Regions from separate parts of the Homo sapiens genome. Here regions 2, 3, 4, 5, 6 and 7 are each linked to region 1. Evidence: chromatin loops called from intact Hi-C (ENCODE). Cell type or tissue: mammary epithelial cell. All regions are shown on one strand.

What was found. Peaks named below come from ENCODE experiments on the same cell type or tissue, not always from the same donor. Only the 100,000 strongest peaks of a DNase experiment are listed, where the experiment ranks them.
Region 2: it touches region 1 in a loop (14-fold over the local background); 3 of 110 quality-filtered maps call a loop at or near these places.
Region 3: it touches region 1 in a loop (11-fold over the local background); 9 of 110 quality-filtered maps call a loop at or near these places.
Region 4: a loop joins it to region 1, with 9 times the contacts of the local background. A loop is called at or near these places in 4 of 110 quality-filtered maps.
Region 5: it touches region 1 in a loop (6-fold over the local background); 5 of 110 quality-filtered maps call a loop at or near these places.
Region 6: it touches region 1 in a loop (18-fold over the local background); 23 of 110 quality-filtered maps call a loop at or near these places.
Region 7: a loop joins it to region 1, with 13 times the contacts of the local background. A loop is called at or near these places in 65 of 110 quality-filtered maps.

Annotation. Positions count from the first base shown.
Region 1 is chr7:141,974,375-141,978,374 of GRCh38, forward strand. No RefSeq gene overlaps it. Among named protein-coding and RNA genes, the nearest start is that of TAS2R38, 2.6 kb to the left of the region's middle. In mammary epithelial cell, CTCF peaks have their summits at 665 (motif pointing right) and 2,052 (motif pointing right); a DNase peak (open chromatin) is centred at 2,057; H3K4me3 peaks cover 377 bases; H3K27ac peaks cover 980 bases.
Region 2 is chr7:141,752,624-141,756,623 of GRCh38, forward strand. No RefSeq gene overlaps it. Among named protein-coding and RNA genes, the nearest start is that of TAS2R3, 9.5 kb to the right of the region's middle. In mammary epithelial cell, CTCF peaks have their summits at 230 and 2,486 (motif pointing right); no DNase peak of the experiment used is centred here.
Region 3 is chr7:142,028,573-142,032,572 of GRCh38, forward strand. MGAM (maltase-glucoamylase) reads left to right here. Exons shown (of 71, transcript NM_001365693.1): 11 at 1,790-1,921; 12 at 2,069-2,185; 13 at 3,108-3,221. Among named protein-coding and RNA genes, the nearest start is that of MGAM, 35 kb to the left of the region's middle. In mammary epithelial cell, CTCF peaks have their summits at 981 and 1,944; a DNase peak (open chromatin) is centred at 1,939; H3K4me3 peaks cover 391 bases; H3K27ac peaks cover 593 bases.
Region 4 is chr7:142,151,885-142,155,884 of GRCh38, forward strand. It overlaps MGAM2 (maltase-glucoamylase 2 (putative)), which reads left to right. Exons shown (of 48, transcript NM_001293626.2): 16 at 2,134-2,305; 17 at 2,845-2,961. Among named protein-coding and RNA genes, the nearest start is that of MGAM2, 42 kb to the left of the region's middle. In mammary epithelial cell, a CTCF peak has its summit at 1,692 (motif pointing right); no DNase peak of the experiment used is centred here.
Region 5 is chr7:141,652,735-141,656,734 of GRCh38, forward strand. AGK (acylglycerol kinase) reads left to right here. Exons shown (of 16, transcript NM_018238.4): 16 at 53-2,510. The coding sequence ends at 190. It overlaps DENND11 (DENN domain containing 11), which reads right to left. Exons shown (of 9, transcript NM_001080392.2): 9 at 3,994-4,000. Among named protein-coding and RNA genes, the nearest start is that of DENND11, 47 kb to the right of the region's middle. In mammary epithelial cell, a CTCF peak has its summit at 1,922 (motif pointing right); a DNase peak (open chromatin) is centred at 1,937.
Region 6 is chr7:142,299,838-142,303,837 of GRCh38, forward strand. It overlaps TRB and TRBV2. Among named protein-coding and RNA genes, the nearest start is that of PRSS58, 44 kb to the left of the region's middle. In mammary epithelial cell, CTCF peaks have their summits at 999 (motif pointing right), 2,304 and 3,918 (motif pointing right); no DNase peak of the experiment used is centred here.
Region 7 is chr7:142,187,081-142,191,080 of GRCh38, forward strand. MGAM2 (maltase-glucoamylase 2 (putative)) reads left to right here. Exons shown (of 48, transcript NM_001293626.2): 36 at 670-754; 37 at 2,287-2,425. Among named protein-coding and RNA genes, the nearest start is that of PRSS58, 69 kb to the right of the region's middle. In mammary epithelial cell, a CTCF peak has its summit at 1,968 (motif pointing left); no DNase peak of the experiment used is centred here.

The DNA.
Region 1 (4,000 bases):
AGAATATTAACATGAACAAGACTAGCACGCTGTCATGAAGGGAGAGGAAAGGGGGCATAGCTGGTTTGGATTATTATTATGTTTATTTTTTAATTAGTATAAGTTCTGGGGTACATGTGCAGAACATGCAGGCTTGTTACATAGGCATACACCTGCCATGGTGGTTCGCTGCACCCATCAACCCGTTATCTATATTAGGTATTTCTCCTAATGGTCTCCTTCCCCTTGCCCCCTACCCCCTGACAGGCCCTGGTGTTTGATGTTCCCCTCCCTGTGTCCATGTGTTCTCATTGTTCAACTGCCACTTATGAGTGAATTTCCCCCGATAAATCCTTTAAGAGTTATTGGTGCTGCCCCATTGGTGTTTTTCGATACTTTCTCTTTGTATTTTTTATGTTTTCTTTTGACTAAAGCTCCTTTTTTATTATTAGTAGTGACATAAGTCAGTGATTACTAAAGATGTTCACTTTTGTTTTATTCTGAACTGTTCATACGCAGATATTTATGTAGTCCTTATTTGTGCATCATGATGTAGCAGTTGTATTTAATTAATTGTGTTTGTGACCACTTCATTTGGGTCATTCATGCTTACAGAGTGTCAAACACAGAATTCTGCACTTTCAACTTAAGCTAATTTTCTCCTTGTCTTCACCACACCAGGTGGCGGTGTTGCACTAAAGGTGTTTAGAAAAGATGTTTGCCTCCCTAAAAAGTCTAGGTAGAAACTTGCTCTACTGCACAAGCAGAGATATATAACTATACAGTTAGAACCATTTATATCAAGATTATAATCTTTTATTAAAAAATAAAGTTCTTTATGTTATTTCTTGGAACACCAGATCCAATCTTAATTTTTCAATAATCAAGGGCTCTTTCAGAGAAAGGTAACACAAACCTTCATTGATACACCCCCTCCATTTGACTTATGTACACACAGTGTTTGGGATTATCTAAGTAATCTCCTTTGCAGATAGTCCTTAGCTATTGGCTATTTTTTGAAAAATGGTTTACTCAGGAAGCTAAAAACAGTAAAGTCAACTGCAATGCCAGTAAGAGCAGTGGTAGGAACACAAAAGCTCCTTATTTGTTATTAGTAGTGATATAAGTCAGTGACTACATCTTTATCAGATGTAATTAAAAAAATCTTAGTCCCTGGATTTTGCAACTAAACAGATGTTAAAAATTCTTAACCTATATAAATTGGTGTTTCGACTTTTGCTGCCATTTATTTTTGGAGATTGGAATTACATTCTTTGGATTGATTTTTAAAAATTGGTCTTTGTTAGCTTGACAGAAGAACACTATTATTAGTAATATCAAACCTCATTCCCTTAAAATACCTTGCTTAGATGTTTCCAATGACTAGAGAAATGGACATACCAATATATGTTTATTAAGAGCAAAATATATTCCACCTGTTGTAATGGGCATTGAGGACACACTGGTAAACAAAGGCGTATTAGAGGAACTGAAAGAGCACAGCCTTAAAGCCATAAAGCTTAAAGTAAGCCATACCTTACTTTAGAGGAAAAACACCACTAGATGACTTCAGATAGCGGAGTGAACTGAAAGAAACAATGTTGGGGGAGAGACAACGGACAGGAAACATACAATTGGGGTAGTGTCAATAGGAAACACTGGCAGTGGCCATCATCAACAGCACTCAAAACAGATGAAATGGCACCCAGGAAGTCGATGAGGCAGGAAGGAGCTCGGTGCTTTCACGGGGAGAGGGGAGGCCCGCGTGGCTGGCTTGTAGCCACAGGTGAGGCTGGAGGGCGACTTCTTCCACTACCGTGTGATTACAATATAAAGTAACTAGTGATTGGCTATCTCCCATTCTTCCCCCGTGATTGGCTATCTCCTGTTCTCCCCCTGCCGGAATTCCTAGGACAGCGAGACAGGTGGGAAACAACAGACCTAGGAGGAGTCTCTGCACCTCCAATCTCCCCAAATAATCGGGCAAAGCAATGGACTCCAGCTTTTCCAGGAAGCTCCAGCTCCCCAGCAACCGAGTCCTCCCCCATCGCTATTTAACAGCTCCCACCAGGTGGCGCCAGAACACTGCGAGGCCTGGAATTCCTGGCAGGCTCGCAGTGCATCCTCACCTCAGCCGTTTAAATCTAGCAATAATGGGGTTCCGTATCTCACGCAACTGAAATTTTAGACTCCACTTACTGCGTTATGATAGGCTGAATTTCCTTGAATCTCACAGTTGCCCTGCGAAGAATGTAGTGATATTTCCATTGTACTGATGAGAAAGTGGTTTCAGGAAAGTTAAATAGTTAAATATCTTGGCCAAGGTAAGTAACCTAGTGAGCAGCTGGGATTCCAACCGCAGGTATTCTGATTTCACCTTTGGCGTTTCTTCCTCTGAGCCTAACTCCCAATCTAGAGTACGGGCTGGAGGAGATACCCTTGCTTTGATAAGACACCTGGTAACATTTTTTTTTTTCCCCAACCTCAGCCCTATCTGAGCTTTTTTCTTACTCTTTTTTTCTTTTTTTTTTGCGTGGGCAGGGGGAGTGCAGTTGCCCTTGTGGACTCCCTCAAGATGATAGCTCATTCCATTCCCAGGAGATAGAGAAAAATTGAGTCTGGATAGGTTTATATCTCAGGAGGCCACTGTTCTGGTAAGGGAAAGGAATGGGGAAAATTTCGCTAGGCTCGTTGAAAGAACGTGTCGATGTATGCAACAGGTTAACATAGCTATTCATAAGTTAGAGCCCTAGAGCATAAAAGGAAATTCTTCAGAATTTTTCAGGTGGATCTGGGATGATGTCTTCCTTTACTCCCTTCCTACAGGCTTCCTATATCTTCTTTGCTTCCATTATACTTTGTTCACAGCACTATTGTAGCACTTACCATATGTATTAAAATATGTATTTGTGGCTGGGCGCGGTGGCTCACGCCTGTAATCCCAGCATTTTGGGAGGCCGAGGTGGGCGAATCACGAGGTCAGGAGATTGAGACCATCCTGGCTAACATGGTGAAACCCTGTCTCTACTAAAAATACAAAAAAATTAGCCGGGCGTGGTGGTGGGCACCTGTAGTCCCAGCTACTTGGGAGGCTGAGGCAGGAGAATGGTGTGAACCCGGGAGGAAGAGCTTGCAGTAAGCCAAGATTGCCCCCCTGCACTGCAGCCTGGGAGACAGAGTGAGACTCCGCCTCAAAAAAAAAGTATTTGTTTACATGGGTATCCTCAATTATATTGAGTTCTTCAAGAGTAGGGATTATGTATTGTTCTTTTTTTTTACTCCTTATTGTATATGACAAGTAATTAGATTTTTGTTGGTTTATTTGGCCATTCACTTTAAATCCAAAGTAATGGTTTGACCAACCTTGCTTTCTTATGAATATAGGTATATTGGCCCTGCTTCAATCTAGGTGAATTCACTCTTCGGATTCTTTTTATATTTATTTCCTTTTATGAGACAGGGTCTCACTCTGTTGCCCAGGCTGGAGTGCAGTGGTGTGATCTCAGCTCACTACAATTTCTGCCTCACGGGCTCAAGCCATCCTCCCACCTCAGCCTCCAGAATATCTGGGACTACAGGTGCATGCCTCTATGCCCAGCTAATTTTTGTATTTTTTTTGTAGAGACAGGGTTTCACCATGTTGCCCAGGCTGGTCTCAAACCCCTGAGCTCAAGCGATCTGCCCGACTCAGCCTCCCAAAGTGCTGGGATAACAGGCGTGAGCCACCGAGTCTGGCCTCCTGGGATTCTAACATGTTTTCTGCACTGAAGATCAAAGGCTGAATGTCTTTGTAACCCATTATGTAGCCATTCAGGACAGCACTCATCCTAAGAGAAGAAAAAATTAGGTAGTGAAATCATTCATTAACAAAACTGTAGGCACCAAAGTGTAGGCAGGCTCTTGTTCGGGGGACATGGTGTTTGCTATGAGGGCTTGTCCTCTGTTCCAGTCTGATGGATTTCAGTCTGAATCCAAAGAACAGTTTATTAAGTAAGCCCTTTTGGCTGCAAGCAGTAAAGAT
Region 2 (4,000 bases), 220 kb before region 1:
CTGAGGTAACACTTTCCACTGAAACCTGGTGGCTGGTTATTATTTATGGCTGGTATAGTAAAGGCAAATTTTTCACAATCCTGCTCCGCCAGAGGAATGGTAAAAACGTAGTCCTTCAGATCAATTATAATTAAAGGCCCGGCGTTTGGGATCATGGCCGGAGAGGGCAACCCGGTTTGGATAGGTCGCATGGGTTGAATTACGGCATTTATGGCCCTTAAGTCCGTTAACATACGCCATCTGCTGGATCTTTTCTGAATTACAAACACAGGAGAATTCCAAGGCGAGAATGAAGGCTCAATATGTCCCTTTTCTAATTGTTCATTTGCTAATAAATGTAAAGCCTCCAGTTTTTATTTTGGTAGCGGCCACTGATTTACCAATACGGGTTTTTCTGTTTTCCAACTTAATGGAATGGTAAGTTTAGGAGGCTCTGCAGTGGCCACCCCTAAAAAGGATACCCTATTCCTTTTCTTTCTTGATTTCTTTCAGTCTCAATTGGGACTTTAATGCCATTTTCATTTTTTCCTAGTCCTTTTCCTGGTATATATCCCATCTTAGTCATGATTTTTTGACTCGTGGGGCTGTATAATGGAGCGGGCATAGTGATTTCCGCACCCCATTGTTGTAATAAATCTCGACCCCGCATATTAACAGGAATTGAAGTAATCATTGGCTGAACAGTACTTTCTTGATTATCTGGCCCTAAACAGTGTAAAATCATAGTACTTTGATGCACTTCTGAGGCTGTTCCTATGCCGAGAAGTCCTGTAACAGCCTTTTGTTTAGGCCAATTTTTTGGCCACTGATTTAAAGCAATGATAGAGACATCTGCTCTAGTGTCTACTAACCCTTCAAACTGTTTTCCTTGAATAATGGCCTTACACACAGGTCTGCTGTCTGAGACCTGACTTGCCCAATATGCGGCCTTTCCTGTCGGATCAGTGCTTCCAAACCCTCCTGTTTTTATCTGTTTCCAACCATAATATAAGGCAGGAGTAATAATTGAGCAATCCTGTCTCCTGGACTGGCACTCCAAGGAATTGAAGAGCTAATAACCAATTGAATTTCGCCTTTATAGTCTGAATCAACCATACCACTATGAATTTGAACTCCCTTTAGATTTAGACTTGAGCTTCCTAAGATTAGTCCTACAGTCCCTTCAGGCAGTGGGCCATATATCCCTGTGGGGTTTTTTTGTGGGGGTTCCCCTGGAAGCAGAGAGACTGCTTGTATAGTACATAAATCTACTGCTGCACTGCCACTTGTGGTGGGGGACAATTGTTGTATTGTGGTAACTGGCTCATTCCCTGAGGCACTTGGGACAGTGGGGGTTGTTGTCCCTGAAATCCCTGAGGAGCAAAGGGCTGAATTGGGAATGCCCCAGTTTTTTGTGGGGCCTGAGGCGGGCCCCTCTTCTCATTTCCCAACAATGGTTGCCCATTTCTATCAAATTTAGAATGACATTGACCAGCCCAGTGTTTTCCTTTTCGACATCTTGGACATAAGTCAGGTGGCTCTTTATCTGTTGTTGTAGTAGCTTGAATAGTTATATTTTGTTTATTTGAGACTGGGCAATTCTTTTTTAGATGACCAACTTGACCACAATTATAACATTTCCCCCCAAATGTTCTAACTTGTCTTCCTAAAGCAACTCCCATTATTGCTTGAGCCATAAACATAGCTTTATGCATAGCTCCTCCTCCATCACAGGCTTTTACATACTCAGATTACATTTGATTCTGTGGGAACCTTACCTTTTAATGGCTTAATGGCTGATTGACACTCAGGATTGGCGTTTTCATATGCCATCAACTCCACTATGACCTTACAAGCATTCTCATCGGTAATTGACTTTTGAGCAACATCTTGGAGCCTTGCCACAAAATCAGGGTAGGGCTCTTTAGAGCCTTGTCTTATTGTATTGAATGAGGGGCAGGCGGTTCCTGGGTCTTGGATTTTTTCCGAGGCCCTAAGGCAGATAGCTCTAACTTGCTCAATGGCCTCATTTTGCATTAACACTTGTTGACTAGTAGTGCTTCAATTTTGACCTGTTCCTAATAGTTGATCTGCATCTATGTTAACTGGAGGATTGGCAGCCCTGTTTCTTCAGACCGACCTGTTGTTGTGCCCCATCAATCCACCAAGTCTTAAATTGTTAAAATTGAGAGGGTGAGAGAGACAATTTGGCCAGAACCTCCCAATCATAAGGAATGAGTCTATGTCCATGAGCAATGGAATCTAATAATGTCCTCATATAAGGGGAGTTGGGTCCATACTGTTTTACTCCCTCTTTCATATCTTTTAGCATTTTTATAGAAAAAGACTCATATCTGGCCTCAGCTAGGGGAGGCTCTCCCTCTTGGGCCCCTTCTCCAGGTGGTATTGGTTCTAATATTACTGGGAATTGCCATGCCTCAATATCTCTTTGTTTTCTTGCCTCATCAATAATTTTATGTAATACACTACCCTGCTCACTAGGTGGTGCTGTAGGATTAAGTCTCATAGTGGGTGGCTGAGGGTATGGCGCCCTGTCCTGTGGGGCTGGGAACATTCCTGGCTGTCCATACTGATTTTCCGGGGGTGGCCGACACTTAAGTTCGGCTGGCAGCCAGTATTGATAGGCTACTGGCAGTTGGGTCTTATTTTCTACCGGCTGATATTGTGGATACTGTATTTGGATTGGCATTGCCGTGACAGAGACTCTATCTTTCTCTATTTGATATTCTCTTGGGGTTTGTACTTGCCTAACCTGCATTTGAGGTTGTAATGTTACAGGCATCTGAACTGCTGGAAGAGGAGTTGGCCCTCGTGGTTTAGACTCTGATGGCCCTGCTAATTCTGGACCTTTTTCTTCTAATTTTAACGTTTCAGGATATATCACCTCCTGTAATTGATTATAGTCAACATTTTGCATTGACTGAGCCATTACCGGCTCTGCTACATACTCACAATGTAAACTTTCCGTTCCTTTCCGGGATTTTATCTCTGCCTCTTCTTTACAATCTATTAAACAGCTTTCAGGGGCATCAGAAACTGAAACACTATCTTCTTCTGTTTGAAACGGTTCTAAAGCTACTTTAATAATGACCCAGTCATTCCATACTGTAAGTGGGATGATTTTACCCTCCCTACTTGCTTGTTTTAATTCTTTGCCAATTTTTTCCCAGTCTTTTAGATATAAAGTTCCCTGTTCTAGAAACCATGGGCAAAATTTTCTATTGTTTGAAATAGTGTGATTAGATTTTTTTGTAGAAACTCTAACTCCCCCCCTTTTTTTTTAAAGAATTTTAATAGAATTGAGATGAGAGGCATATTTACTTTTAGTTTGCCCCATTGTTACCCTGGCTTTTTCCAAGCGCGCAAGCTTACCGCAAGGCTGACTGTAGACGTACTTGGGAATCTCTCATTGACTTGTCCTCAATGACCACGCTCGAGCGTACCTTCACCCTAGAGAAAAGCACCCACGTTGGGCACCAGGTGAAGGGGTGGCCTGCCCCTCCACACCTGTGGATGGGGCATTGATAGATGAATCATCCCAATGGGATTCTAAGCTTCAGTTCAAATTGAAGGGGGTTGCTGAGCAGTGGTTAGTGTCTAACCTAAACATCTTTAAGACTAACCTACCTTCTTCATATCTTTTGTTTTTGGACAGTTTCATTACTAGCATTGATGAAACATAGTTTACCAGCAATAAGGACCTGAAATATAACTAGAGATGAAATCGTTCATCTCCAGGTGATGCCACAGGAGCTGTGGTTCTATTCTATCTTTCTCTGCCCCTCTTATCTATCCTTTTAGAGTCTTCTTCAGAACTCTTGGGGAAGGTAGAAGAGGATCCTCTTAACAACCTCTGTCAGTGCCTCCCTTAGAGCCTTAGGTCCTACATTTTCCTTTTATTTTTCCACATGAATCATTATGTACATCATGTAATCTTACTTTTTATTACAAGATTCAGGAAATTTTAGAATACTAATAATTTGCCAATAAAGATGAAATA
Region 3 (4,000 bases), 54 kb after region 1:
TGTGTTTTTACATTGATATTTTGATTACTATTAAATTGGGAATAAGCAAAATTTGCCTTTCTCTTTAGAGTGGTCATTTTGCCATTGAAGCTGAGCTTCAGTAGACATTTTGTAATTTGACGGAAAGATAGTCCATAAATATGATGTGTAAAAGAAAGTGCTTAATGGAATTGAGATTCAAAAAGCCTAGGAACACTGAGGAGATGGGGGAAGCAGAAAGTCAGGGCAGATAAAGACGTTTGGGTGGATGAATTCACTCTCAATTTGGCTGCGAGTCCCACTACTCATTCTCCAGCATGACGTGTCTTTATGCATGTGGGGGTGGGTTGGGGGAGGGATAACAGAAAAAGTGGTAAAAGCAGGACTGAGCCAAAGGACAATTAACACAGCCACCATAATAATGAGTGCTACAACGTGGTGAACTCTCGTGGCAGGCAGTGTGCTACATGCCTTCTTTAGTTATCTCAGCAACTCCATTTTACTATTAGAATTCCATTGGCTGGGCACAGTGGCTCACACTTGTAATCCCAGCACTTGGGAAGCCAAGGCAGGCAGATCACGAGGTCAGGAGTTCGAGACCAGCCTGGCCAACACAGTGAAACCCCGTCTCTACTAAAAATACAACAACAACAAAAAAATTAGCTGGGCATGGTGGCAGGTGCCTGTAATCCCAGCTATTCGGGAAGCTGAGACATGAGAATCACTTGAACCCTGGAGGTGGAGGTTGCAGTGAGCTGAGATCGTGCCACTGTATTCCAGCCTGGGCAACAGAGCTAGACTCAGTCTTGAGGGAAAAAAAAGGACTCCATTTAAGATTAGAAATCCCATTTAATATTAGAAAACTAGGGGAACTAGTTTTCAAGCCCAGATCTCTAACATCATAGAGGTCATCTCTTTTTTTATGCCATTTTCCTTACTTATAGATAGACATTTCCTTTTTAAGTGATCCAGGAAATGAAAGAATTGGACTGTTACTGCTGCCTAGTGGTGTGAGATGTGAGAGGGAGTGTTTAGACAGGGAATTGAACACTATTACCTGAGTTCAGTATACATGTCAAAATCTGTCACATTTAAGTGAATGAAAGGATATAGTATGGACATGTAATAAAACATTTTTGTACTTTGAATGGCTAAGTTTGAATGTACCTATGATATTGGATACTATTGGGAGTGAAATTTAACAAGAGATGCAAAGGGAAAAGCTCAGTAGTCTTCTAGAATAATCCTCTTCTCTCCCCCACTCTATTCCATTGGAGACAAACCTAGGTTGTAGAGAAGGGTACATTTTATTCTGGGCTTCACTGTTTATACAGGTAAAATTGGGATAGCATAAACAACAAAGATGTGGGGTAGAAGCGAAGTAACAAAATAAAATGTGGGGTAGTAAAATGAGGGAGATGTGGGAGAGAGACAGTCTCTTCCCTTCTTTATCTTGTGAATAGGGTGAAATTTAGGTCATTTCTTAGGTGGATATGTCTGATTGTCTTAGGGGTTTGTCATAATTGGTGTTGCTTGCTTGATTGGTTTTTAATGCCAGAGTGCCAGGCAAGGATTGGATGATGCAGTTAACCTGATGGCAGGGAGGGGGCCAAGCCCTAGGGAACCAACCAGTCGTGTGTTTTTGAAATCAACATTGGAAAAGAAGTACTCAGATGCCAGGAACTGATTAAGAACTCTATTTAGAGCCCAGAACAGAGTTGTTTATCCTGAATAATAACAGTGAAAATTTGATTTCATTTTACTATGGAAATTCCTAGGTGCTAATTGTGGACTTTGTATATTCTTTCAGGATGTTCAGCATGCTGATATTGATTATATGGATGAGAGAAGGGACTTCACTTATGATTCAGTGGATTTTAAAGGCTTCCCTGAATTTGTCAACGAGTTACACAATAATGGACAGAAGCTTGTCATCATTGTGGTATGTACTGCCCTCTTTCCACCAAATTAGGTATTTGCTCCTCCGTATCATACACCCATCTCTCCTGCTTTCTCCCCCAGTTCCCAGTCTCCTTTCAGTGCCTCCGGTTTCCAGCTAGTTTGTTCATTGTATTCTTCCTATTTTTAGGATCCAGCCATCTCCAACAACTCTTCCTCAAGTAAACCCTATGGCCCATATGACAGGGGTTCAGATATGAAGATATGGGTGAATAGTTCAGATGGAGTGACTCCACTCATTGGGGAGGTAACTTAATGGGAAGGCTGGAGGCTGGTGGAGGGGCTGCATAGGGGTGTTTGAATGTGTCTGTGTGTGTGTGTGTGTGTGTGCATGTAATTGTTTTATTGTACATTTTCAGTATATTTATATATGCTGGGGATAAATTCTCCTCTGCCCTTTCATGCCCAAGTGCAAGCCGGCCATCGTAGCTTTTTGATTCCCTTCACAGCCAAGTAAGTCCCTTTAAACAACAGCTCACACACTGAGTGTCCACTTTCTCACCTCCCACACACTCTGCAGCTGACTGTGGTCTCCTTCCTTCCCCCCTCACTTCCCTGATACCGCTCTGGCAAAAAGCACCCGTTACTTTCTCACTGGTAAGTCCAGCGGAACTGTTTCATACCTCTTCTTACTCAATTTTCCTGCATTATTTGACAAGTGTACCCACTTCTTTCTCAAATGTTTGTTTGTCCTTGTTTTTTCAGGAAGGTGTTATCTGCTTGTTCACTTCTAAGGCCTCTGATGACCTTTTCAGAGTATAGTGTCTGGGGGAAATTGGATAGGAAAGAAAGAGAGAAAAGTAAATGATGTTAGAATCCACAGCTTATAGTGGACTAGCTGAAATTTACACAATGCTCTTCCCCCATTTACTATTCCCAGAATTAAGAACAAAGAAGTGTAGAGAGTTAAAGATGACTAAGTTAGACAATGCCTTTATCCACGAATTTATTCATTAAGGACTTAAACATTTTTTTAAATGCATATTTCTTCGAGTGACCCTGGCATTTATTTTAAGTATTGTGAGCACCGCACCTTCTTAACTAAAAAGGATATGTTCCTGGGTACCTCGGTTGCTGTGATCATATTAGGAATTTCTTTGCAAAGTACTTTCCTTTAGTCTATATTTGTTTAATTTACTCTTACCAGTGTTTTTCTTTTTCTCCTGAAGGTCTGGCCTGGACAAACTGTGTTTCCTGATTATACCAATCCCAACTGTGCTGTTTGGTGGACAAAGGAATTTGAGCTTTTTCACAATCAAGTAGAGTTTGATGGAATCTGGATTGTGAGTTGTTTACACTTGGATTATTAGGTGACAAATATTCAAATTGTGTATATCTGTATCTGTATCTTTGAGTCACAGAGCATAGGGAGAGGAGGAGGAGAAGAAAGGAAGTATAACAATCACTCTCAATATTCACTCTCTTACTATTTAAATAATCTTGCTAAAACACATAGCTTAGAATAAAAATCAAAATGTTAGAGCTGAAAGGAAACTCAGAATTTTTTTTCCCAAGTCTAGCTCTTTTTTTTTTTTTTTTTTTTTACGAAGGAATGAGCTGAAGTCAGAATAGGTCATGTACTCCTTACATTGTTGCAAAGTATACAAATTGTTCAATTGCTAGTTGAAGACTCTTCCTTTTGGACATGTTGAACAAATTGATCAGAGCCAAAGTACTCAGGTGCATGAACAAACTATGCCTGTGGTAAAGAAAAATGTCTCATATGATGTCAGATGAAAGAAAGTAACCTAACTGAGGGTTAGCAAAATTTAGGGAGCTCCAGAGTTGAAACTTTTTCTTTTTCTAAGAGAACTGTAGAAAATTCAAACAATACAGAGAGTTAAAAAGATAAAAGCAAAAATCCTCTTAAATTATAGCAACTAAAGACATTTATTATCGATACGTTGGAATGCATCTTTCTAGACCTTTATGTGCTCTCTCTCTCCTTTTCTCTCCACATATATGTTTATATGTATTTATATGTATATGTATTTACAGTTATATTTCGATATATGGAAAAATGTATAAGTTGAAACATGTCATCATATAAATTGAAACTTTT
Region 4 (4,000 bases), 180 kb after region 1:
CAAAAAATGGATAACATTTTCATTCAATGGGATCTGGACATCAGAAGAACTAAAGTAATTGGTCTGATAAATATTTGGCTCAACCTTAAATGGAAGTATAGTCTGGGGACAGTGGGCCAACCAGGAATAAAATTATCCCCACCTCTAGGCTGAAAGCCGAAGGAGACTAGAGTCTTTCAGTGATCACAACCTGATTATAAATTGGCCAGACCTGGGGGATAGAAAAGAGAAAACTAAAAGACAGAAAATACAAAGCCTCTGAGTAAGACTGTTCCTTTAAGATGTTTAAAAAAAAAAAAAAACCCAGCAGTTATCTAATCTGTTTTACCACAGTACCAGCCTGCCTCTAAATAAACTGGAACCACAGATATCTTCAACCCTGTTTTGGTTTCACTCTGTGTAAGCTGAATGTGTTTCTTTCATGATTGATTACTGCAGAGTATAATAAACCTGCAGCCAGTGGTAATAAAAGCAAAGTGTCGGCCAGTCTACATTAAAGTAGAAGTGGGGATAGGAGTTGAGTGAGTCCTCTCCTCCAACCTACCCCTATTTTTGACAGTAAATTGTCAGAATGAAGCCCTTTACTTTCTTAAAGCAGTTTTCCGTTTCAAAATTTTCTCCCTTTTGCCATTATAAGCCATTCAGTATTTATAGACTCTCCAAACTTCCCAGGAAAATGAAGTGAGGAGGCCTTGGTGACTGTGATAGTGTATTGAGGAATTGCCTGGTGCCTGGTGATAAAGACTTGCAGAGAGAGGTTTTAGGAAAAGATACACTTGTCTCAGACCATGTATTAGAAAGCGGGAAAGAAGAGCTTGCCTGCGAAGAGCTGGCAGAAACTGTGGCGTGGCTCAGGTCTTACTGTCCTTTAATTGTATTATTGTTCAATTTTATAATTCTAATGGAAGATGTGGGCTTTTTACCACAGGGGGGAAAAAAGAAAAGAGGAGAGTCATTTCAATAAAATGCCTATTCAAAAGGTGTCCAGAATAAAAGCTAGGCAAACAGCCCACATCCAACCATAGGTCACCCCACTGTATGTTCATCTGTGCCCCTGAAGTAATTACCATTCTGAATTCTGTGCTTTTAATTTCTTTGCTTTTATTCCTTTTTTTTTTTTTTTTTGTCTGAGACAGAGCCTTGCTCTGTCGCCCAGGCTGGAGTGCAGTGGCACGATCTTGGCTCACTGCAACCTCTGCCTCTTGGGTTCAAACGATTCTGCTGCCTCAGTCTTCTGAGTATGAGTAGCTGGAGCTACAGGCGCACACCACCATGTCCAGCTAACTTCTGTATTTTTAGTAGAGATGGGGTTTCACCATGTTGGCCAGGTTGGTCTCGATCTCCTGACCTCGTGATCCACCCGCCTCAGCCTCCCAAAGTGCTGGGATTATAGGCGTGAGCCACCGCGCCCGGCCTGCTTTCATTTCTATATTGTTTTACGTAACATGTAATATTTTATTTATAATACAATGAAAATAATATTTTCTATGTTAGTTGTTTTTAACTTTATAGAAAGTATCAGATGCGATCTTTTGAGACTTACTCATTTCAATGACTCTTATTTTGCATAGATTAAAATTTGCTAACATTGAGAATTGCTAAGAATAAGTCTGAAGTTTCAGAGGAAGCCAGGGATAAGTTCTGAAGTTTCAGAGGTGTACCAGCTGGTGCATGAACTCTCCTCTTAGTCCAGCAGAGGGTGCAGAGCTCCCATCGGAGCAGGTGCTGTGCTGTACAGGATTATGCATGGCAGAAATTCATGGAACCAAAGGACATTAGAAAAAAGATGGGACAAGGAACTCAAATCATGGTTCCAATATACTGTTGACCAAAAGGACCAGACCACAACCAGATCCAACTAGACAGAGAAAACAAAATCGGGGAACGGAAGCCTAGAGAAATTGCTATGGGGGCTAGAATATAGAGGTTTGTACTGTCTTATATGAGATCTGAAATCTTACCCCAAAATGGGAAAGAAGCTCTTAGATAGTACTAAGTTTATGACACCTGGTTTATGACACCCTCATGTTGTTTTCTCAGTTTGGTTAGAAAGTCCATTGCTGCTCTTATTGTAAGGTGAGTCCTAGACATTCACAGCCCACCTCACACTCCACTGGATGTATTCCTTTCCAGAGCCCTGGAGACCATCTTCATGAATAATAGGAGCTTCATCTTATCCCGTTCTACTTTTGCTGGATCTGGCAAATTTGCTGCTCATTGGCTGGGGGACAATGCGGCCACATGGGATGACCTCCGATGGTCTATCCCCACTATCCTTGAGTTCAACCTGTTTGGCATCCCCATGGTGAGCCTTATTTCCAACCAGGGAACTTTAACCCTTTGTCTGTTGACATTCTTTTAATTAGCAGTCTTAGAGATTATCTGAAAAACCAAGGATCATGTTCCAAGGTGATATGTATTGGAAAGATCAATTTTTATGTGTTACGTGAGCTGCCTTCTGAAGATAGAATGGTAGTACTTTATCACTGAGTTGTCATCCATGGAATCTCTGAAGATAGGAAGGAGACAGCATGAATAAAATGTATTAGTATCACAGGAAAATTCCATCAAGAGAGCATTAGTAAATAAGAAAGTATGAAATTGGGAACTGAATATTAAGGAACAGCCTCAACACAAGGACCATTGTTTGCACTATCAGTAAGTCCGTGATGGATTCTATCTTGTTTCTCTCCTTTGGCTGGGAGTGTGCCCTGTGACTCTGGGATCTCCTTAAGCATGGGATGATGTGACAAAGAGGTTCTCTTTTCCCTTATCATATAAATCTTCACTACATGCTTTCGCCTCTCATTGACCACAGTGCTTGTATGTGTGCTAATTCTCCAGGTAGGTGCCAACATCTGTGGTTATAACAACAATGTCACAGAGGAGCTCTGCAGAAGGTGGATGCAGCTTGGAGCATTTTATCCACTACCAAGGAATCACAATGGGCCTGGGTTCAGGGTAAGGTCACCAAAAGAAGTGATGGAAACTTTTTGGATTAGCTAATCTACTGGCTCTTAAAGGGGATTTGAGGAAAATAGTACTACAGGTTGGCACTAACTGCAGCAGAAGGATAAAAAAGTCTTGTATCATAGCCTTAAAAAGCAGGGTATCAATCAAGGTGAGGGTGCATTGGAAGGGATATGTATATACTGAAAGATTTTATTCTTGGAAACTCACCAACAAAGTGAGAAGATTTGTTAAAGTTTCTATGGTGCTGCCATGACTTCTGTTCTATCCTATATAGGATAGGACAATTGGAATTTGTTGGTATTTTATTTCAGTTAATACAAGGGAAATCCCTCATAGGTATGGAGGAACAAGGAGAAAGAATTTAAAGAGGCTTAGGCCAGTGATCTCAACATTTCTTTCCCCTTGTTACAACATTCTACCTTTCTATGAAGAGTTTGGAGGACTTGCCAACTACTTCTCATGACTCATTCCACCTTTAGGCTCGTCTACCCAAAATAGTATTTTCGATGGGCAAGTACATGGAAGTGGGTTCAAAGTCCCCCCTAAGGAGGTGTTTATGATGGTAGCAGAAGCAAGTAGGGTGAGATGTCCTTTCTTTTAATAAAGTAATCTTAAGTTGAAATATTTCCAATTGAGTGGTTTAGCTCTTAATAGGTTCATTAGAATAACTTCCTAATGATAATTTTAGCTCCAATTCTTGACTTTGTCTTTAACCCAGGAAGGATTAACAGTCAAACCTTCAAAGTATTTTATCCCTGGGCTTTTCTGGCCACTTGTGATCTAGAGAGAGATGAACTATTTCTAAATGTCTTAAGCAGGTGGCTGGGAGCAGGTGGGTGGGTGCTCTTCATGAAGCTGTGTCCTGGAAGACTTACATAGGTAAGAACACTCAGATAACCCAGGAAGCTAGGTTTAAGCACGTATGTCCTTTTGATTAAACTAGCTCTATTCAATAAAATTATAAGGAGAGCCACATATGTCAGTTTAAATTTGAAAAGTACAAAAAGGCTGGGCACGGTGGCTCACA
Region 5 (4,000 bases), 320 kb before region 1:
CCAGTAGGCCACTGATGTGTTTGAGCTGTTCTGAATATTCTCTTCTCCCCAGGGAGCAGGGGGCTCTTTTAGCATTGACAGTGAGGAGTATGAAGCGATGCCTGTGGAGGTGAAACTGCTCCCCAGGAAGCTGCAGTTCTTCTGTGATCCTAGGAAGAGAGAACAGATGCTCACAAGCCCCACCCAGTGAGCAGCAGAAGACAAGCACTCTGAGACCACACTTTAGGCCACCGGTGGGACCAAAAGGGAACAGGTGCCTCAGCCATCCCAACAGTGTCGTCAGAGGGTCCCCAGGGCATTTTCATGGCAAGTACCCCTCTGCCCCCACTCCAGCAGTGCTTCCCAAAGTGTGCTCTGTCACCTGCTTTGCAATCGGCTTCCATTAGCGCATGTTTTATTTTGGTGTGACGGTTGGCCCTCCTAAACACGGACTTTCCTCAGGCTGGTTCAAGACGGAAAAGGACTTTCTTCTGTTTTCTTCCAAAGTGCAACCACAGTGGAGAGCCCACGGTGGGCTTAGCCTGCCTAGGCCCTTCCATTTCTCTTCTTTGACCGTGCTAGGAATTCCAGGAAAGTGCATTCCTGCCCTGGTGACCTTTTCCTATGTCTAGGCTCCTCCACAGGTGCTGCTATTTTGTGAGCTCCGGCTCCTGTTTAGCTTTTATTTCAGTTCTAACCTCAGTCCAGAAACATATGTGAGGTTGTTTCCCTCTTCAGCCACGGCTACAATACCGGAAAATGCTAGTTTTTATTTATTTTTTTAAGTAGTGCTTCCTAAATGGTTTGCATGAGAGCCACCTGGGGTACATGTTGAAAACTTATTTGGGGTCTACCCCAAACCTAATAACCCAAATTTGGGGATGGGGCCCAGGAATATGCATTTTTAAAAAGTCATCTGCCCTTCCCAGGTGATTCTGTAAGTTGTCCCTCAACTGTACTTGGAGAAATCGTGTTTTAAAGCAGTAGTCCACAAAGTATTCTGCTCATGTGCCCCCAAAAGTATTTTGAAAAATCATGTATACCCTCACCCATCTAAGTTGATATCTAAAATTTTATCTAAGTTGGTATCTAAAATTTTTCATGGGAAGTTAAATAGTTGACAAAGTATGTATTTGCTGGTGTCGTGTAAATATTGGTATTTTAAAATAAAAACTGTTACATCACTATTTTAAACATATCCAGTACAATTTAAATATCACAACAATTTGACACCCTTCATTCATTTATAAAAATAAATGAGCTAGTTCTTTAGTAGTTAAACATTTCAAATTGGCTTTTCTCCTTCTGTATTTCCATACCACTTTTCAGCCAAGAATCCTATCATAATGTAATCTATTATGCCCGACATCTTTTAATCATTCACCCCATTACTTCTTGTCAACAAAAAATATAAATGGAAATTTTTTTTTTAGCTCTTGCTTTAAGTGTTTGTTTGTTATCTCAGTCCAGAACCAATATTATCGTAATTAATTATTGGTATATAATGAAAACGGTATTAATTCTTGGATGATTAAAAGTTTTTTTATTAGAATGTTCTTTATCCTAATTAGTTCATTTATCCAAGAATACATGAATGTGATTTACAGCTGAGATGGGGTTCAACCTCAGCTGTATTCCTTGTTTCTGTATAGATGTAAGCACATAAATTCGATGGAATAGAATTACGTTAACAATGTTTTTACAGTTCTTTGGATTCCTTTGGCATTTTGACAAAGATCACAGTGCTCTATCATCAAGAATTATTAATGATGATCTATCAACTAACAAACAACTTGATTAGATTCTCCTTTAGTCTGTTGAAAGCAGAGAACTGAAATCCACCTGATTTACCATGGCTTTGCCAGCCAGTCATTAGCACCATTTACTTTTACTATCGCTGACATTTTCCTTTGTTCAGTGGCCCTGAGGTTCTTACACTCTAGGGGGCAGTGCACCACAGGAAGATAGATCAATGAGGGAGGATTGCGAGGGGGAAGGGGAGGAAGCAGAGCTGGCAGGCCTTAGCTACAGGCTCTCTCTCAGGCAGATCCCTTTTAAGATACATACACCATGCCCACACATCCCATGGAGAGAGACCAATGCTTTAGTAGATTACAGAACAGCTATGAAAAGTCCATGAATGAAGATCACAAAAAGGAAGGCTTTCTTATTTCATACTGTATTCTTCAGGGTGGTAAAATTTCTGCTTTTGGCAAAAACATAACAGACGGTTCCAAACATCAGCATAAAGATCACTCATCCCATACCACCCACAGGTAGGGAGGAAGGATGCTGTAGTATATGAAAACAAAAGTTTTCACCTGAGCTGAGAGCATTTAGCATATCGTGGTTCTGTAACAATATCAAGGACCAGTGCAGAATCTGGCTTTCTTTTCTGATAGGCTACCAGTGTGTGTTTATGTGTGCTCATTTTGTGGTTCTAATCATAATGGTACATATAATTAGGGAAGGATATGGAAGCCACTTTAGAATCTTATTCATTTTTAAATATAAATATGCCTTGTTTCAAACTTTGTTTTCTTGATTCAGGCTTTCTTTCCTGTGAGGGCTTGGTTTCCTTATTGTTGACTGCTTTGTTCTTTGCCTTGTCCTTCCCTATAAAGCCTGCATGGAAGACGTTTAATAGTGCAACTAAAAGAGAGTCAGCTGAGTGAGGCTTGTCAGCCAAAGCTGGAATGCTGAGCTATCTGGAGGAGATCCTAATAACCCAATTTGGGGATGGGGCCCAGGAATCTGCATTGGGAAGTCGGCCACCCTTCCCAGGTGATTGTTTAGTACAAACTTTTTGACAGATTAATTTCACTCAAATGCAAAGATTAATCCCAGCACTTTGGGAGGCCAAGGAAGGTGGATCACCTGAGGTCAGGAGCTCGAGACCAGCCTGGCCAACGTGGTGAAATCCCATCTCTACTAAAAATACAAAAATTAGCTGGGCATGGTGGCATGTGCCTGTAGTCCCAGCTACTCTGGAGGCTGAGGCAGGAGAATCGCTTGAACCCGGGAGGCAGAGGTTGCAGTGAGCCGGGATCGCACCACTCTGCACTCCAGCCTGGGTGACAGAGCAAGACTCCGTCTCAAAAAAAAAAAAAAAAAAAAAAAACCGTAGTTGCTTTCTATTAAGATAGGGTTTTAAATAAAGCTTTTTTCCTTTCCCTCACAGCTGTTTTGCACATATCTGGATGCAGTTATATTTCCTAAGTGCCAGTGCTTCACATATGTAACTGATGCATCAGTTCTCACAACAACCCTAGGAAGTAGCTACAGGTTGAGCATCCCTAATCTGAAAAGGCGAAATCTGAAATGCTCCAAAATCCGAAAGTTTTTGAGTGCCACCATGATCCTTAAAGGAAGTGCCCAGTGGAACATTTTGGATTTTGGATTTATAATGCAAAGATTCTAAAATCCTAAAACATCTGAAATCTGAAAATACTTCTAAGTCCCAAGCATTTCGAATAAGGGATACTCAGCCTGTAATAATATATGGTTACATAGCACAGAAAATAGGAACCTGACTTTGAATCCAGGCCATTTGATTTACAGAGCCACCGATAGCAATGTACTCTATACCGGTTCTAAATACATACTGTAACTCCCCAAGAGGTTAAAAATGAAATAAAAGTTTAGAATATACACATATACCAAATATATATCAAGTACATAAAGTTTTAAACTGAACTTTGATAAGAGAGTTTGTAAAGTAAAAGGGTGGTGGTCTCTGTGGGATTCTAGAAGTTTCCTGATGTAATTAAGGGTACACAGCCCTGGCTCTTCTGGGTGGCGCAGTTATTCCCAACTTTGTTTCCCATTACCTGGAGAAAGTTTGTCCAGACCGTGGCTTCTAGAAGGACAGGTAGCAGCTCCCCAATCTCCTCCATCATCACTGTAAGTGAAGTCAGGTTCAGCCCCCACAGGCTCTGCTCATGGAGTAGGCCACCATTCCTTCCTACCACAAACCACATTTCTCGGACTGGAGAAGGGATTGCAGCACGCACGTTCATGT
Region 6 (4,000 bases), 330 kb after region 1:
TTGACTCAAGTTAGACCCTGGATCTCAGCCCTCATCCCAGCTCCAAATATGTATGGTCAGACCTTTTCTTTTCTTTTCCTTTCTTTTTTTTTTTTTTCTTTTCTTTCCCTCCCTTCCTCCCTCCCTCCCTCCTTTCTTTCTCTCTCTCTCTCTCTCTTTCTTTCTTTCTTTCTTTCTTTCTTTGTTTCTTTGTTTCTTTCTTTCCTTCTTTCTTTTTTGAGACAGAGTCTCACTGTCTGGAGTGCAGTGGCGCGATCTTGGCTCACTTCCACCTCCATCTTCCAGATTCAAGCGATTCTCCTGCCTCAGCCTCCCGGGTAGCTGGAACTACAGGCGCCCAGCACCACGACTGGCTAATTTTTGTATTTTTAGTAGAGACAGGGTTTCACCATGTTGGCCAGGATGGTCTCAATCTCTTAACTTCTTGATTTGCCCCCCTCGGGCTCCCAAAGTGCTGGGATTACAGGCGTGAGCCACCGCGCCCGGCAGGTCCTTTTCTTTTTCTTTCTTTCTTTTTTTTTTGAAAAACTAAAGAATACCCAATCCCCTCCTCAGGTGGCTCTATCACTGCCTCACCCTGAGGACAGTATTTCCCCATGGGGTTTGGATCACTGTTCTCTAGTTCCCTCTCCCTGGGGCATGTGCAGAGTTTCAACTTCTTGTTGGCTGCTCTCTTCCACTCAGGATTTAAAACATTCACACTTGATTCTTTTTCCTTCTATCTCTGTAATCCTAATACCAAGTTTTCTTGGCATTCATTATCAGCCGTGGAATCTGTTGTACCTGAATTGTTACTCACAGCAGGTAATAAGAGAACAAGACCTCCTGGAATTTCTGAGCCAGACTTTGTACTCAGGGTTACCTTGCTGACCCCCATATTTTCCAGCATTGCTCTTATTAATTAATGGCCCTCAGTCCTGCACACACCATCAGATCCCAGGGGCTGAGCACAGCCCTGCATTGTCAGGTTCTGCAACAACACAAAGGCTCCCTCCTCTCTCCTATAGAGGGCGCTCCAGGGATGGTGGGTGTTGCCAGAGACACCAGTAATTCTGCCAGACCTTGCCTGTGGGGCCATGGGAGCTCAAAATGCCCCTCCTTTCCTCCACAGGACCAGATGCCTGAGCTAGGAAAGGCCTCATTCCTGCTGTGATCCTGCCATGGATACCTGGCTCGTATGCTGGGCAATTTTTAGTCTCTTGAAAGCAGGTCGATGCTTAGACTCTAGGAAATTCTTGCTTTGAACTTACCTAAGACAATTCTAAACCATTCTCTTAATCTTCTTCTTTTCTCACAGGACTCACAGAACCTGAAGTCACCCAGACTCCCAGCCATCAGGTCACACAGATGGGACAGGAAGTGATCTTGCGCTGTGTCCCCATCTCTAATCACTTATACTTCTATTGGTACAGACAAATCTTGGGGCAGAAAGTCGAGTTTCTGGTTTCCTTTTATAATAATGAAATCTCAGAGAAGTCTGAAATATTCGATGATCAATTCTCAGTTGAAAGGCCTGATGGATCAAATTTCACTCTGAAGATCCGGTCCACAAAGCTGGAGGACTCAGCCATGTACTTCTGTGCCAGCAGTGAAGCCACAGCCTTGCAAAGACAACTCCAGCCTGTGCAAAATCCCTCACAGAGCTGCCTCCCTCCCAGCCGCCAGCTCCCACTTCCTGCCTAAGAAAAGGAAGTCTCTGGTTGGGTTTGTTCTTGCAGCTGTCTCCAAATAGACAGATATCTGAAATTAAATTACCAAAGGTATCTTGGGCAGAAATGACCAGACACTGTAGGATTTGAAGAATGTTTACAGATACTACAGAGTGTGAGTGTGATGGTGGGCTCTGAATATGAGAGAATTGTACACAACCAAGTAACTTATATCTTCTCCTCATTCCCATTTGGCCATCTTTATTAGAATTGTTTTGTTTTAGTTGCTTAGGAAAACATATTTTAACTTCTAGGGTGGCGAGATGATTCCTGAGTGGGAGTTCAGGTATTTCCATGAGAATATAGAGGGTGCTCACAGAAATCTTCAGAAGAAGGGGCTTGGTACAAAGAACTCAATTATCAATGACTCTTGCTCAGCATGTGGTCAAGAGCAGAACTATCTGATGACCCTGTGAACCTGGTGTGATGCATTTGGGCTAATGATGCTAGCTCACAAAATAACAAGTTAAGAGAGTAGAAAACATGGAGTCTAATATTTCACACCATTTCAAGGTCAACAGAGTTCTAGACCAGCATGAGAATCGCCAGAATAAAGCAAGGCAGTGCAGGAACAGAATTCAGCAGCAAAAGTCAAGAGACACCTAGAGGCAGAGGCAGGAATGAATTTGTCACTTTCAACTTAACCTGAAGCAGCCAGATTAACTTCTTGAGTTTCATTTAAGAAATTATTCCTCTTTTAAACATACCTATTGAAGTCTAAATTTTAGGTATTTTATATATTTCAGTTCTGGAATTTCCATTTAAATCTTGCTACAATTTCCAGTTGTTTGCTAAAATTGCATATTTTGTCATTTACTTTGTTGACTATATTAACATCTGTCATTTTAAAGCCACTTTTTGATAACTTTAACATCTGAATCTGTTTGGGTCTATTTCTTTTGTCTGTTTTCTCTGTTCAGTTTCTGGGCACGTGATTTTGTTTTCTCATACAACTAGTAATTTACTTGAATGCCGGATATTGTATATAAAAACTATAGAGATAATTTGAGGCTCTGAATGATTTCATCTTCCTCAAATGATTCACTTTTGCTTCTGCTGGGATTGTAGCAGGGGCGGATCACCTTAATTGAGCTGATGAATGAGCTGGATCAGACCTGAGCTTCAGCCTGCATGATGGCTGCTCGCCTTTGCTCTTAGCCATGTAAGTTCCAACTAGATGTCTGAAGTTTAACAGCTAAATCAAATTGTAAATTACATAACATAATATTTGCCCATTGCAAGCATGCAATTCAATGAATTTTGATAAATTTGTGGAGTTGTGCAACAATCACCATGATCCAGCTCTAAAACATTTCATCTTTCCCCACCCGGAAAGTTCCTTCATGCTCATTTTCAGTCAATCCCTGCTTCTACCCCCAGCACCAAGGACTGGGGTCTTTGCCAGGCTCCTCTCCTATTCAGTAGTCACTGAACGTAAATGTTCTCCAGACCAGAAAGGTGGTGGATGCTCCTCAAAGCCTGCTACACTCTCAGTCTTCCCTTTTCTTCTCAGCTACTTAGCCAACGATATAAAACTGGCAAATGACTTAAGGCGAAAGTGGTCTGTTAGATCTCTCCTTTCTCGTTGAGATCCCAATCCCTTAAGTTCTTACTGCCTCAGTAGCTCCAAGTGCCTTCAAACGTTTATTTTTATATTTTGTTAAGTTTTTCTAGTTGTTTTTGGTGGGAGTGTTGTTCTGCAAAAAATCAGTCTATTAACTCTGAAAGCCAGTTTCTATATTTATTAAAGGTGAGGTGCAATGTTTTATGTTTTTATTTTAGGTAGAAGTATCTTGAAGAAAGGAAGGAGTGAACCTCTCTGCCTTCCCTTTTTTTTTTTCTTTTTGAGACAGATTCTCACTCTGTCACCCAGGCTGGAGTGCAGTGGGGCGATCTCAGCTCACTGTAACCTCTGCCTCCGGGGTTCAAGCGATTCTCCTGCCTCAGCCTCCGGAGTAGCTGGGATTACAGGCGTGCACCACCACACCCAGCTAATTTTTGTATTTTTAGTAGAGATGGGGTTTCACCATGTTGGCCAGGATAGTCTTGGCCTCTTGACCTCATGATTCGCCCGCCTCGGCCTCCCAAAGTGTTGGGATTACAGGCATGAGCCTCCATTCCCGGCCAGATTATCTCTATTTCTAAGAGTTCTATTACCCTTCTGCCTTTGGTCCACCATGGGACAGAGTCTTGACACGTTTGACCTTTTACCACAAGGAGGAGCTGTGACTCTACTGAGATTAAGGGAACTCAGAGGAAGGGCAGAGCATTCTCAGGATGGGAGACAGTTA
Region 7 (4,000 bases), 210 kb after region 1:
TTTAACTTTTCCATTGTCAGAGTGCACAGTGAACATTCCCTTAGGAGCCCCTACTCCTTGCATTTAAGTAACAAATTCCCCAAAGTATGTTTTTATTTCCAAACTTGTTTCTGAGTTACATATAACTTTTTAGAAATATATTTATAGCAGAAAGTGAGATAACTCTCCTTGTGTTTGGCCTATGCCAATATCAGAATTAGTCCAAGCAACTGGACTAAGAAAAAATAGAGGAAGATAATAGTAACCTCTGGCCATAGACTAAAAAGTGAATAATCCATGCGTAGTAAAACAAGATGGGCTACCTCTGTTGGGGAGTTGTATCAAGGGGAGTTGTATCAAGAGATTTCCTTAGGTCCTGTGTCCAGCATTACCTCACTATTTTTGCCACTGTAAAACAATCCTTGTAAGTTTTAAAATGCCAGGTAAGCAAGGAGTTTAGCACTCCACTTTGGCCGATATAAATTTTTAGAGTCCATTTGGGTCAATGCCAGGGATTACACTACACATTTTTAGAGTCCATTTGGGTCAGTGCCAGGAATTAAACACAGTGAACTAAACCACCAGCTGAGCTGAGGGCTTCAAAAGTCATCTCCCTGAGTTAGTGTCCTCTATAGCCAAGGCCATCCTGCCCCTGACATGACGAGATCTTTTTTTGTTAACTCATTTCAGGATATGAATGAGCCATCAAATTTTGTGGATGGATCTGTCAGGGGCTGCAGCAATGAAATGCTAAATAACCCACCCTATATGCCATGTATGTAAAATAATTACTTCATCAACTTACTTTCCTACTCAAAGACTCCAAAAGTTTTCCTTTTACTGTCAAAGTGAAGCCTAATGTTGAAGACAGAAACCATTCTCCAACATGACATGAAATCCCAAGTAAGATAACCTTGAATAAGTGCAGCTAAACTAATCAAGCAAGAAATAATGACATGATGTGGTGTGAAAGAAACCAAACGATGCATGGTACATTTGATTCCATTGATAACTATGAACAGATTGCTAAAATTTTAAATAAACCCTTAAACACACACACACACACACACACACACACACACACACACACACGTGGAGAGATGTTCTTTTGATTAAAGAATTAAAACCTAGTTTCTGAAGTCTCTCTGCCCATGTAAACAGACATTTGATGAAGGATACTTTTTGGTCATTCTGTGGTACAAACAAAAATAGAATGTTGGTATCAAAAGGATCTCAGAAAGTTGAATCTTCTCGTGTTGCAGAGAAACAAGGAAGGAAATGACTCACTTCTAAAAGTACTGTACCACGGCTGAGGTGGGAGGATTGTTTAAGACCAGGAGTTTGAGTCTTGAGACCAGCCTGGGCAACATAGTGAGACCCATAAAAAAAAACAAACAAACACCAAAAACCAGAAAAACAACAACAACAAAAGGCATTATACCAGTAATCTATGGGACAGAATCTAGAATTCAAGTTTCTTGATGTCTACATCACTGTTATGCTGCCCATTTCTCACTCACTCACTCATTCATTCATTTTCTCCTTCATTAATTTAATGCAGGGGGTGTTTGACTTGCAATGGTCTGACTTATGATTTTCAACCTTACAATGGTAAGAAAGTGACATGCATTCAGTAGAAACCGAACTTTGAGAGCCCAAATAACCATTCTATTTTTCACTTTCACTATAGTGTTCAATAAGTTACAAGAGATATTCAACACTTTGTTTTAAAATAGGCCTTGTATTAGATAATTTTGCCCAACTTAGGCTAATGTAAGTGTCTGAGCACATTTAAGGTAGGTTAGGTCCATTCAATGCATTTTCAAGTTACAGTATTTTCAACTTGTGATGGGTTCATGGGGATATAATCACATTGTAAGTTAAGGATCATCTGTACTTATGTATCAAGCAAATGCTGTCAAATCAGAAAGATTTAGAGACACAAATACAAAAATGATTGAAATAGATTTATTCCCTGGAGAACATTACCATCTAGTGGAAGAAACAGTCCTAACAATGAAGGAGTTTATTATGTTGGCAAAAGGGCTATGACAACACTCTATAAATTAAATCAGAGTTGGTGCAAAAAGAAGGGGAGCTGCTTTTCCCAGCTCCATATTTTATCCTTACCCTTCATTAGTTATAAAGACACAGAACATTGTTTTCTATAGACTAAAACCTCATAAAATTGGGTCTGTTACTGGTAACAAAGTTGTTGATTGAAGTAAAGAAATGCCAAAATGATGGGCATTTCTAGTGAATGTGCAAATCATGTTGTTTAGGAAATAACTCAACATTTCCCCTCAGATTTGGAATCTAGGGACAAGGGCCTGAGCAGCAAGACTCTGTGCATGGAGAGTCAGCAGATCCTGCCGGACAGCTCCCCCGTGGAGCACTACAACGTGCACAACCTGTACGGGTGGTCCCAGACCAGACCCACATACGAGTGAGTGTCTTTTTGTCACAGCAGCAAAGATAATTTTCCACATCATTCCTTTTGCCATTTCATATTTGCATTGTGCATGTATCTACGTGATCCGAGTTAAATGGGTTAAAGTCAAAATTTCAGGCACGGTTGCCCAAGCAACCACCTCTGAGCGCATTTATCAAGTGGGTTACTAAATTCACCTATTTAAAGTGAGCAATTAGGTAATGTTTAGTATATTCATAGAGTTGTGCAACTATCACAAAAATTAAATTTTCGAACATTTTCAGAACTCGAAAAGGAAAACCTTTGCCCATTAGCAATCATTTCTACCTTGTTCCTACCTCCTGAGCCCTAGCCATTACTCATCTATTTTCTGTCTATGTGGATTGCCTATTCTGGACATTTCATAAAATGGAATCACACAATATGTGCTCTTTTGTATATGGGTACTTTCACTTGGCATAATGTTTTCAATGATTATCTATGTTGTAGCATGTATCAGTACTTGATTTCTTTTGACTAATAAAATTTCATTATATAGATACACCATATTTTGCTTGCCTATCTACCAATGAGTGAACATCTAAATTGTTTCCATTTTTTTTTTGGCTATTATGAGTAGTGATTATGTGAATATTTATGTGCAAGATTTGGAGTAGACATGTTTTCTTTGTTTTGAATATGTATCTAAGAGTGGAACTTCTGTGTCATATAGGAACTGTATTTTTAATATTTTGAAGAAATATCAAGCTGTTTTCTAAAAAGGCTGTACCATTTTACTTTTTTTTTTTTTTTTTTTTTTTTGATGGAGTCTGGCTCTGTCGCCCAGGCTGGAGTGCAGTGGTGCAATCTCGGCTCACTGCAACCTCCTCCTCCTGGGTTCAGGTGATTCTCCAGCCTCAGACTCCCGAGTAGCTGGGATTACAGGCATAAGTCACCATGCCTGGCTAATTTTTTTGTATTTTTTAGTAGAGACGGGTTTCGCCATGTTGGCCAGGCTGGTCTCGAGCTCCTGACCCCAGGTGATCCACCTGCCTCGGCCTCCCAAAGTGCTGGGATTATAGGCATGAGCCATCGCACCCAGCCTACCATTTTACATTCTTACCTGCATGTATGATAAAATGTATAAGAGTTGCAGTTCCTCCACATCCTTGCCAACACTCGGTGGTATTCATCTTTTTAAATTATAGACATTCTAATGGGGGTAAAGTGATATCTAATTGTTGTTTTCACTTTATTTCACTAATACTAATGTTATTGAGCATGTTTTCATATGCTATTGGCTATTTGTATATATTCAAATATCTATTCAAATCCTTTGCTCATTTTTGATAGAATCATTTTTTTTAATTATTATTGAGTTGTGGCCAGGCGTGGTGGCTCACACCTGTAATCTCAGTACTTTGGGAGGCCGAAGTGGGAGGATTGCTTGAGTCCAGGAGTCCGAGGGCAGCTTGGGCAACATAATGAGACCCTGTCTCTACAAAAAACAAACAAACTAGCCAGGCAGAATGGTGCATGCCTGTAGTCCCAGCTACTCGAGAGGCTAAGGTAGGAGGATCTCTTGAGCCTAGGAGTTTGAGGCTGCAGTGA